Linked DNA regions of Homo sapiens: regions 1 and 3 are each linked to region 2. Evidence: chromatin contacts called from ENCODE Hi-C data. All regions are on one chromosome and are shown on one strand. Each heading gives the region's core, a stretch centred on a gene start or an enhancer-like site at or near the end of the contact. The rest is flanking DNA. Distances are from core to core; before and after follow the strand shown.

The links. A loop is a pair of places that touch in the nucleus more often than their neighbours do. Pooled maps may share reads with other maps.
Region 1: a map of CD8-positive, alpha-beta T cell shows a loop between it and region 2 (18-fold over the local background). The contact joins the promoter of COPS9 here to the promoter of COPS8-DT in region 2. A Hi-C loop is called at or near these places in 3 of 168 maps with a recorded cell type or tissue (CD4-positive, alpha-beta T cell and CD8-positive, alpha-beta T cell), 1 of 37 single-sample maps with no recorded cell type and 5 of 50 pooled maps.
Region 3: a map of naive thymus-derived CD4-positive, alpha-beta T cell shows a loop between it and region 2 (10-fold over the local background). The contact joins the promoter of TIGD1 here to the promoter of COPS8-DT in region 2. A Hi-C loop is called at or near these places in 2 of 168 maps with a recorded cell type or tissue (CD4-positive, alpha-beta T cell and naive thymus-derived CD4-positive, alpha-beta T cell) and 5 of 50 pooled maps.

Annotation. Positions count from the first base shown.
Region 1 is chr2:240,134,706-240,138,175 of GRCh38, forward strand. COPS9 (COP9 signalosome subunit 9) reads right to left here and starts at 1,600. Exons shown (of 3, transcript NM_001163424.2): 1 at 1,517-1,600. The coding sequence starts at 1,579. RefSeq lists a silencer at 1,412-1,461 and enhancers at 1,902-2,001, 2,012-2,121.
Region 2 is chr2:237,083,710-237,087,070 of GRCh38, forward strand. COPS8-DT (COPS8 divergent transcript) reads right to left here and starts at 2,112. Exons shown (of 3, transcript NR_187934.1): 1 at 447-2,112. COPS8 (COP9 signalosome subunit 8) reads left to right here and starts at 2,180. Exons shown (of 8, transcript NM_006710.5): 1 at 2,180-2,333. The coding sequence starts at 2,256. RefSeq lists enhancers at 1,226-2,120, 1,761-2,310, 2,121-3,015.
Region 3 is chr2:232,549,295-232,552,971 of GRCh38, forward strand. It overlaps TIGD1 (tigger transposable element derived 1), which reads right to left and starts at 1,263. Exons shown (of 1, transcript NM_145702.4): 1 at 1-1,263. The coding sequence starts at 588. EIF4E2 (eukaryotic translation initiation factor 4E family member 2) reads left to right here and starts at 1,395. Exons shown (of 7, transcript NM_004846.4): 1 at 1,395-1,450. The coding sequence starts at 1,431. It overlaps MIR5001 (microRNA 5001), which reads right to left and starts at 1,279; the gene lies at 1,180-1,279. RefSeq lists a silencer at 1,406-1,775.

The DNA.
Region 1 (3,470 bases), core at 350-2,849, 3.1 Mb after region 2:
CTTGTTCCCTTTCAGACACTCTCAGAAAAGCCAGGACACTCAGTCTCCTCCCCTGGCTTCTCAGCCACCCTCCCTGTCCCCATCAGCACAGTAAGCCACGCGCATTCTACCACTTGAAGCTTGTCCCTACCTCCATCTGCCTCATTCACACCCTCTTCAACTCTCCTGTTCTCCCTGCTCTCATTTTTCTACCCTCTCACCCGTAAATGCTGCCACCCTACAGAGCAAGTCGGAGCCTCTCACTCCCCACTGTAAAGCCCTCCGGTGGCTCCACATCGCCTAGGACTGTGAAGCCTAGGACTGTAAAACAGGACTGAGAAGCCTGGGTTTAATGGAAGTGCTTCGGGAGCGGGGTGCACAGAGCCACCCTCTTTAGCATGGTTCCAGATGGTTTCACGATCTGGGTAGGGAGAGAGTCCCTACCCACTGTCTCCCCTCTCTCTGGCACTGCACGCTCAACCATGTTAAACGACACAACATTCCCTTCCCTTGGTGAGCCAGTCGGCATCCCCCAACCCAGGGCTCTGCTCCTGCCGGGCCTTCATCCCCCACTACCTGGCAAACACCAATGTGTCCCCCAGCATTTGGCCACAGAGTCGACTCCTCAGCTGTACCTTTGCTGAGCCCCCTCAAAGCCCTGAGGGTCCATCCGTCGGTGCGCCTTCGGCTTTCTATGACACCTGGTATTTGCAATCAGCCGCTCTGCCATGCTATTACCTCCACAAGCACAAGGGCTGCCTCTGACCACCTCTGCAGCCCCTAAGCTTTGAGAAAGAGCACATAAGGCCCTGACATGTAGGAGCTGGCCTGCCACTCTGAGCTAGGCTGTGGTGCTCTCCTGCTGACCATAAACCATCTCAGAACGCTCACATCAGACAAGGTCACTCTGTGAACACAATAGAGACCAACAAAACCCCAAGACGACTGTATAATCCTGTATAATTAAAAAGAAGAACGAGGCCACTACGCAAAGCACATAAATGCCAGATGTCTCCTTTTCCGCTCCGACAGGAATGACGGCTGCTCCAGTCTTCCCTCATTCTAGTTAAGATTAAGAGGCCCAATCGGAGAATTATCCTCGCTTCCAAGGCACAGTAAAGCCCACTTTCTTCCCCCAAATCCCCTAACACGAGCTCAAATCCCACACGAGGTTATGGAGACGCACCGCGGGCCCCCATGGGGTGCTGCAGCCATCGAAGAGCAGCAAACGCAACTCCTCTGACCACGGGTGTGTTCCCGGGGGCCGTGGGGGCACCCAGCAGGCACTCAACCCTCAGGCTGCGCCTCCTGGTCCCCCGGGCTAGGGCACACGCTTCCCGCCGCGGTCGGTCGCCGCCTTTCACCAGGTGCTCGGAGAAACCGGGATTTGCTCTCCGCGGGGCAGGGAGCCTGGGAGCCGCGCCCATCGCCCACCCGCCCGGCCTCCCCTCCCCGGGACCCGCGCACCAGGACGCCGCCCTTCCGCTCCCCCTTCCCCGCTCCCCACGCTCGGAGACTCCCGCCGGGCCCGTGCCACCTCGTCCAGGTCCACGTAGGGCCCGGCGCCCTCGGGGAACATCTCGTCCACCGCCGGCTTCATCTCGGGGCCGCGGCGCTCTAGGCTCACTTCCGGCCTCAGAGCCGCTTCCGGCGCGCGCCACATGGCAGATCTAGACGCCGGAGGACCGCGCCTCTGTGGTGCCCGCCCGCTGGGGTGCTCCCGGCCGCCGGCGCGTCCGCGGCCACCGGCGTTTGTCTTTGCGCTGGCGAGGGCGGGCGTCTGCAACGCCTCTGATGGGCGGCCGGGCGGCCACGGGGAGAAAAGGCTGCCAGCAATGGGAGCAGTGCCTGCAGAGCACGCCTCCGACCAGAGGCCGGATCCAGAATAAAGAAGGAGCCTCAGACTCTGCCGCAAAGACGGCCGGGTTCACAGGAGCCCAGGGCTTGACCTTCAGACGTTTGTCTGAAGAAGACACACTCGCGGCCAGTGAGCAGATGAAGAGGTGAAAGCAAACCAGGGCCCCACGGCCGCTGCACCCCTGGGACGCCCAGAGTCAAAAAAACAGCAAAACACGGGTGGAAGGGTGCGCGGCACACGGGGCCCCTCGCACCGCGGCGGGGAGTGAGACGCGGCAGCCGGGGCGGGAGACGGGGGGGGGCAGGTCCCAGAAAATCAAACACGGACACCCACGTGGCCCAGCACTCCCCTTCCGGGCACAAGCCCAGAGGACCAAAAGCCGAGGCTCCAAGGGGCGTCTTTACCCCACGTTCACAGCAGCGTTATTTATAATAAATGAAAAAGGGAAGCGTCCCCCGCTGTCCCTGCCCATCGATGGATACGTGCATAAGCAAATGTGGGCCATGCACACTGTGGAACATTACTCAGCCTTTAAAAGGAAGGGAATGCCGACACCTGCTGCCACGCGCAGGAACATTGAGGACGCTCTGCCGAGGGAAACGGGCCAGTCCTAAGACAAACACCGCATGATTCCACTCAGCCGAGGCCCCTAGAGGAGTCAAAGTCATAGAGACAGAAAGTAGAAGGGGGTTATCAGGGTCTGGGGAAGGGGAAATGGGGAGTTCGTGTTTAGTGGGGACAGATTTTCAGCCTTGACAGATGAAAAGGATCTGTAGAGGCTGCTGGTGATGGCTGCACAGTTCGTGAATGTGCTTAACGTCACTGAAATGTGGTTAAGATGGAAACAATTTGTGAAGTTTTACCGTAATGAAAAAAACAACAAAAAAGAATGTGACAGAAATGCGAGGGAAAGGAGAAGGAAAGGGGTAAGAGGAGGGAGAAGGTTGGAGGAAGAGAGGGAGAGAGGAAGAACAGGGGAGGGAAGGAGAGAGAGCAACAGGTCCTGGAACTAGACTTTGCCAAAGATTCCTTGCTCAGCCAGACTTCGGTGGCCTCCTAACCTCCTCCCAGGCCCATCTGTGCACTGCATTGTCAGGTTCAGTTTTCGCAGAGAGCCCTGCTAAGTTGGTTTAGCCAGAGCCCCCCACCCTGGATATTGGATCGGGTTCCTGGTCCCCCAGCATCCCCAGGATGTCTGATGGCCCAGACCTGTCTTCAGCGAAAGCCCTGCGGGGTCGGCCGAGCCAGCATCCCGTCCCGCACTGTGTTCCTCCCAGTCATTTGCCACCCGCGACCCCACCTGCTCCTCAGCCGCAAACCCCCACTGCCTGTGCTGTTCGGAGCTGAGCCTGGTCTCCCTCCCCCACTGCAAGATCCCGTTGCAGTGGTCCCCACACCCGTCTCCAGGGTTCGGAACAACTTCTGAAAATTTCCAATAATGTTTTCCTTTAACAGGCCTTAGAGGAGTTGGGTTTGGGGGTTAGGCTGTAGAGAAGGGGAGTGGGGGGCGGCATGGATGAGGGTAGTTCCAGGGACAGGAATTGAGCTGAAATGTGAGGGGTGTGTGTGGCCTGAAAAGGGGCCGCCTGGCCTGAGTGGACAGTGTGGGACGCAGGGAGAAGCTGGCAGTGGA
Region 2 (3,361 bases), core at 862-3,361:
TCTGTCTTGAAATGCTTAATAATTTTATCTGTAAACTTGTGGTTTGTAAGTGAGGTCCATTAAGACAATGGAGCATGAGCCAGGGAAACGGGCCTCTACGTGTGGCCACTGATGTTCCATACAGCATTCATAATGCACCATGCACACTGAATTCCCTGTGGACCCCTGATGTTGCGAGGCCAGCAAGACTCAAAGTGAGCACAAGGTACTCGTGCTGTATCTACAACTGAGGGAGCTGGGTGCTGACACCCCAAAAGGCCGCACTTTTCCCCTTAAGAGAGTAAACTTGTTTCGAAGGCAGAAAGAAGGCAATGGTGTCTTAAGAAGCATGAAGAAACCATATTGTATGAGTCATGGTTCTCTAGAGGGACAGAACTAATAGGATATATATATTTATATATATATATATAGAGAGAGAGAGAGGAGTTTATTAAGTATTAACTCACATGATCACAAGTCCCACAATGGGCAGTCTTCAAGCTGAGGAACAAGGAGAGCCAGTCCAAGTCCCAAACTGAAGAACTTGGAGTCTGATGTTCGAGGGCAGGAAGCATCCAGCGTGGGAGAAAGATGTAGGCTGGCAGGCTAGGCCAGTCTCTCTTTTCGCATTTTTCTGTCTGCTTTACATTTCTAGCTGCACTGGCATCTGATTAGATGGTGTCCATCTAGATTAACAGTGGGTCGAACTTTCCCAGCCCACTGACTCAAATGTTAATCTCCTTTGGCAACACCCTCACAGACACACCCAGGATCAATACTTTGCATCCTTCAATCCAATCAAGTTGACAGTCAGTATTAACCATCACTCATATCATATATTTTCTTATTCATGCACTTCTTTATATTAGACACCTGATCATGCCAAAAGGCCAGTCCATAGTTCTTTTGCTTTTCAGTCCTTCCTTACGCATCGGTGAGTCCCAGGTCGAGAGTAGAGGTAGAATTCGTGCACGTAAAGTGCGATGAAAACGGGCAAGTTCACTTTGTGCAGCATCTGTTTTTACCAGCGTGGTTCTGGTAAAAACAAAATCTATATGCATGTATAAGCTATGAAGTACAAATTGCATAATTTCTGTGATTCCACATATGAGATCAGTGCACTTATATTAGTATTTAAAACTGGCATTGCACAACGTAAAGATGGATGGTGAACTTCATGCTAACAATTTAAATCTAAATTTTTCTTGGAATGATATTAAATAACACATAAAAACACTATGAAAAGAGAGAAACTGAGAGGAAAGAGAAAGTTTTATATTTTATGACCTCAGAGGCACTTTCTTTCTGTTTTTTGAACAAGGAAGCTCCGCACTTTTCTCTGAGCTCCACAAATTATGCAGCCAGCCTTGCAGCAGGCAACACATCAAAGCCTCTTTCCTGGGGGTCTAGTGAGGGATGTAAAACACAAATATGTTAATAATATACAATATAATGTCACTAACAGTAAGTGCTGTGCTAAACAAAAGCCAGGATGGCTACAGCAAGCCGGAGGGGAGCTGAGAATTAGATGTAAATTCTGAGGGATGGGAAGGGCCCTAGATTTTAGGGCGTTGTGCAGAAGAGTAACCAGATCTGCTCTACGTTTCAGGAAAGGAAAAAAAAATTCCCTCTGGCTGCGGTTCCGAGAATAGCCTGGAAGGAGGCAGGGGTCCCGGCTGGAGAAGCGTGGCTCCGGGGTGGGGCGTGCAGGGCTAGCCCGGGCGGGGGACGCTGCCCAACAAGCAGGTTTGCGGAGACTCACACCTTAGATTCTGAGTTTTTAAGCTTGTTTCCTCAGAGCAGGGAACTCACGAACGTTTCGTGAGCACCTACGGTATGCAGGGTACGGTGCGGAGCCCTAGCGTCACTGACGACCGGGACAGCCGAGCAGCTGCAGGATCCGTCGTGTTCCCCAGCAATTTTAATATTTAAAAATTCGTTACTGTTGCTGTTACTTGTTTTCTATGTATTGGATGTCTTCGTGAAGAACCCTCAAAAGTGCAACGAACTCCTCCCTGCCAGAGGGCGGCCGCGCGCTCTGAGTACAGCTTCCCGCGGAGCCGGCCAGGTCCTCCAGGGCACCGAGAAAGCCGGCCAGAACGGCGGCGCCCTATCCCGGCCGCAGCGATGTCTGACGGCGCCCCGGAACTGACGGTCTGGTACGCAGGGGCGCTCGGCGGCAACGGCGGCTTTAAACGTCATCGCGGGCGCGACGCCTGAGGGACAGTCTGGGGTTTGGCTGTCCGGACGGTGCAGCGGCGAGGCCGGCCGCGAAGATGCCAGTGGCGGTGATGGCGGAAAGCGCCTTTAGTTTCAAAAAGTTGCTGGATCAGTGCGAGAACCAGGAGCTCGAGGTAACCCTTTGCGTCGCGCTGGGAGAAACTGCGGAGTAGTCTTAGGCCCTGGGGCGGCACCAGTTTCCAGGGTAACGGGGTCTGAGGCTAGCGGGCTTTGGGAGCTCACGGGGCGGGCGTGGGAGGTGGACGTGTGGATCCCTGACCGCCGCAACCTGCTCCGACCGGGCCCGGTCTCCCCGAACTCGCCGGGACCTTTTTGTTATGTGTCTTCAGCTTGTGAGCCCGAAAACCCTGTGCGTCTTTGCTCCAGCACCTACCGATGAGCTCATATTAATTAGGCATCTTTCCTTCCCAGTATCGGGTTGGGAGAGGGTAGTAAAGTGGGTTTTATTAAAGATCTTGGTATACACACACACACTAACACACACACCGCAACTCACACGCACACCAAGAAAAATGTGACCATTGTAACCTTTTTTTAACTCACAAAGCCTTTCTCGTAATGTTGTCAAGTTAGCTTGCCATTTTGTCTTCAGTAAGACAGATGAAAGTTATGCAGCTGTTAAAGTTAATGTTTTTCTTAGACACTTAAAAAGGGTTTATATCATTAGTTTTAAAATTAAATAAAGGAGACAACATCCAGAAGCAGCAGCTCACTAATAGATAATAGATACTTTCCAGTTGAGTTAAAATGGAAAGAATTGTCTTTGCAACGCAGCTGTGGTGATTTTCTGTCTCTTATTCAGGACGCTTGATGTAATGGGCAGAATCAGAATGCTTCAGGAATCTGTCGAATTTGTTTCTTATAATAGTAAGATCATTTAAATGGGAATTTGAGAACTGGGGAAGGGGATCCACTTACATATTCTTGAATGTATAAAGAAACTGAAGCCCAAAGGGAGATAAATCAAAGCTGATGACGAATATAAACTTAATACTCAGAATTTTCGTGTTTGATACTTCTCTAAGCTGTTTCTAAATCTATAATAGGACTATAAGATTACTTATAGTCTTAGACTAAAAAGGCTTACTTTTAAAATTAGCATTTATAAAATATTATTTTAAAAATGAAAGTTAAAGGGTAA
Region 3 (3,677 bases), core at 13-2,512, 4.5 Mb before region 2:
CATCTTCTTCCAATAGAAGGCTGTTTCATCTACATTGAAAATCTGTTGTTTAGTGTAGCCACCTTCGTCAATGATCTTAGCTAAAGCTTCTGGATAACTTGCTGCAGCTTCTACATCAGCACTTGCTGCTTCACCTTGTGCTTTTATGTTATGGAAATGGCTTCTTTCCTTAAACCTCATGAACCAACCTCTGCTAGCTTCAAACTTTTCTTCTGCAGCTTCCACACCTCTCTCAGCTTTCATAGAGTTGAAGAGAGTTAGGGCTTTGTTCTGGATTAGGCTTTGGCTTAAGGGAATGTTGCGGCTGGTCTGATCTTCTATCCAGACCACTAAAACCTTCTCCATATCAGCAATAAGGCTGTTTCGCTTTCTTATCATTCGTGTGTTCATTGGAGTAGCACTTTTAACTTCCTTCAAGAACTTTTCCTTTGCATTTACAACTTGGCTAACTGTTTGCCGCAGGAGGCCTAGCCTTCGGCCTATCTCGGCTTTTGACATACCTTCCTCACTCAGTTTAATCATTTCTAGTTTTTGATTTAAAGTGAGAGATGTGCGACTCTTCCTTTCACTTGAGCACTTAGAGGCCATTGCAGAGTCATTAATTCGCCTAATCTCAATATTGTTGTGTCTCAGGGAATAGGGAGGCCCAAGAAGAGGGAGAGAGATGGGGAACGGTCTGTGGGTGGAGCGGTCAGAACACACACAACATTAAGTTCCACGTCTTATAAAAGACGCTGTATGTGGCACCCCAAAACAATGACAATAGCAACATCAAAGATCACTGATCATAGATCACCATAACAGACACAGAAATCATGAAAAAGTTTTAAATATTTTGAGAATTACCAAAATGTAACACAGAGACACCAAGTGAGCACATGCTGTTGGAAAAATGGCGCTGATACAATTGCTGGACTCAGGGCTGCCACAAACCCTCCATTTGTTTTCAGAATGCCCTATCTGCGAAGCGTAATAAAACGAGGTATGCCATAGTACAGTGGCGCCGCGACCGACAAAGGAAAGCCTCCGGGAGGTCAAAAGAGATACCAGAGAGTGCGTCCCGCACTGGAGGAAGAGGAAGGTTTTTACCAAGCAGCGAGTCCAGAGCCCGCGCCGTCAACGACGCGGTGCTGCCTTTTTTCCGAGCCGCTGCGGGAGGGGGCCAGGACACGCTCCCTTAGGAGAGCGGGCGGGTCACAAGGACCTGGACAGAGGCAGAACTGAGGCCAGCAGCCAGCTCCGCCGCTGAGTCCAGCCCTCTGCGCAGCCGCCCTGAGCTGGCGTCCCGAGATAGCCGCTTCCAAACCGGGCCTGCGCGCCGACGTTCCGCTGCGCCCCGCGCAAAACCGGAAGTACCCGGGCCCAAGGCTGAGGGACCCGGTGGAGCGGAAGTCACTCCCTGAGGCAGTGGCGACAGCGGCGGCGAGAGGATGAACAACAAGTTCGACGCGTGAGTGGCTCGTGGCCGCCCCCGGGGCCCCTTCCCCGAACAGTTCCCCCGCGCCCGCCCCCGCTGGGGCTGGGGCGGCGCAAACCCTGCGGCACCGGCTTCCCTGCTGGGATCCGGCTGCGGCCGGACCTGGCCTGGACTGGCGGGGAGGAGGGGGCTGGGGAGCAATGGATACCGGAGTCCCGGAGACCCCAGGGCCGTCCGAACCGAGGGCGAAGAGCTGGGCCCGGGGGAGGGGTGGCTGTGCCGCCCGGTAGGGGGAGATTTTCGGACGCCCCGCCCTGGTGGATGCGGATTGCCTGCGACGTGGAGGGGTGGGGACCTCGGCGGTTTGGGTGTTTCCGCAGTCTGGCAGCGCTGCCTCTGAATCCAGCTTTCCCCACACACTCCCTCTCCCCTCTGAGCCTCAGTTTTCTCATCTGCAGAGTGGGGACGGTAACACCCTTTGTCGTAGAGTTTGGAGGATGCAATGAGGTAATGTGGTTGCTGCCCTCGACGCGGTGGAAGGCTGGCTTAGGAATTATCTTCCTGAGACTCTTCCTACTTTCTTTCTCCTCCCCTTCCCGTTCCCGTCTTCCAACACACTCGCCAAGACCTAAGTATACTTGTTGCCCTCTCCTGCCCGCTCCGGTTTCTAGTTTCAGCATCAAACAGTTTGGAGGTACAGAGAGAAAATGCAGAAGTATCTTTACTTATCCCCCTCCAAGGATTGTATCTTGAGGTAGAATATGTTCCTTCCTCTCTTCTAGTAGTCTAGTAAATCGACTGTCTCTTCATCCGAAAACCTGGATTTCTAGTCCCAGATTCACCACTTACCATCTGTTTGACTGTAGAAAAGTTACCCAGCCTCTAAGCCATTGTTGCTCAAACCACATTAGTGGCTAGGACCCTGCTGCCACGCCGGGGTGTGATAAGGGTCAGATCACACTCAGCGATGCTTAAAGATGCTTGTGAACATTGCTAACTATTGCGATATAAACGTAAAGTGGAATTACTATTAGTTTAGGTTGTGACCTGGTGCTTTTGATGGGAAATTGGGGTGTTTCCAATACAGAGAGTACTGTGCAAATTCAGGGAATACTGGATTTCCAACACTCCAGGCAGGTAGGTCCTCAGGAATGTTTTCTGGTTGCTGAGAGGTCTCTGCTACTTGAGAAAGTCTTTGCCCGACCTCTTCTCTATCCTGCTGTTTAACTGAGCCTGTCCCTCTACGAACCTCTCCCCCGCTGCCGCCCCATTTCATCTCTATTGTAAACCCTGCAACAACTAGCTCCAGATCCAAATCCTGCCTCAGTGGAGCTTTCTGGAACCCTTATACCCCTTCCTCCACTGATTTGAACAAATCAAATGTCATCCTAAGAAGACATCTTATGGGTCATCTAGCTCAAGCCTACCCAAATCATTTGGGAGTCTGCAGTAAGAATGGTAATAATGGACTTCCACAGGGATCTTGCTAGGTATTTTTCATATATATATATATTTTTTGAGACAGGGTCTCGCTGTGTCACCCTGGCTGGAGTGCAGTGGTGTCATCACAGCTCACTGCCCACTCAACCTCCCGGGCACCAGCAATCCTCCCATCTCAGCCTCCAGAGTAGCCGGACTACAGGCATGTGCCACCCTACCTTGCTAATTTTTTTGTATTTTTTGTAGAGACGGGGTTTCGCCATGTTGCCCAGGCCGATCTCGAACTCGGGCTCAAGAGATCCACCCACCTTGCCTCCTAAAGTGCTGGGATTACAGGCATGAGCCACCACCCCCAGCCTCATATGTTATTTCTACTCTAACAATTCTGTGAAGGGGATCTTGTTGTCTCCTTTTACAGATGAGGAAAGTGAGACTCTGAGGTTAACTAATTCCCGACACAAAGGAAGGGCTATCCCAGGTTTGTTGTGTAACCTTGGTTCAAGCACCTCTTGAGAAAAATTAAACTTGCCCTCTTTTTTTTTCTTACCTCTTCTACGATTGAAGAACCTGGGTCATTTTAATTACTTTGAATTATTAACTATTGTATTGAGCCAGAATCTTTTAACATCTGCCCTCTAGCATTGCAGGAAAAAAAAAGAAAAACAAGCTTTCTTTCATTTGAAATTAGCAGTTGAAAACAGCACTCCTGCCCCTAGTTTTATTTTTTTATGTTGTTTTTCATTCAGAAATTCTGCGGTGTTTAGGCCATTGCTGCATATTTGGAGTCTTTACCACATTGCTCTCTCTAGTAATCTGCACT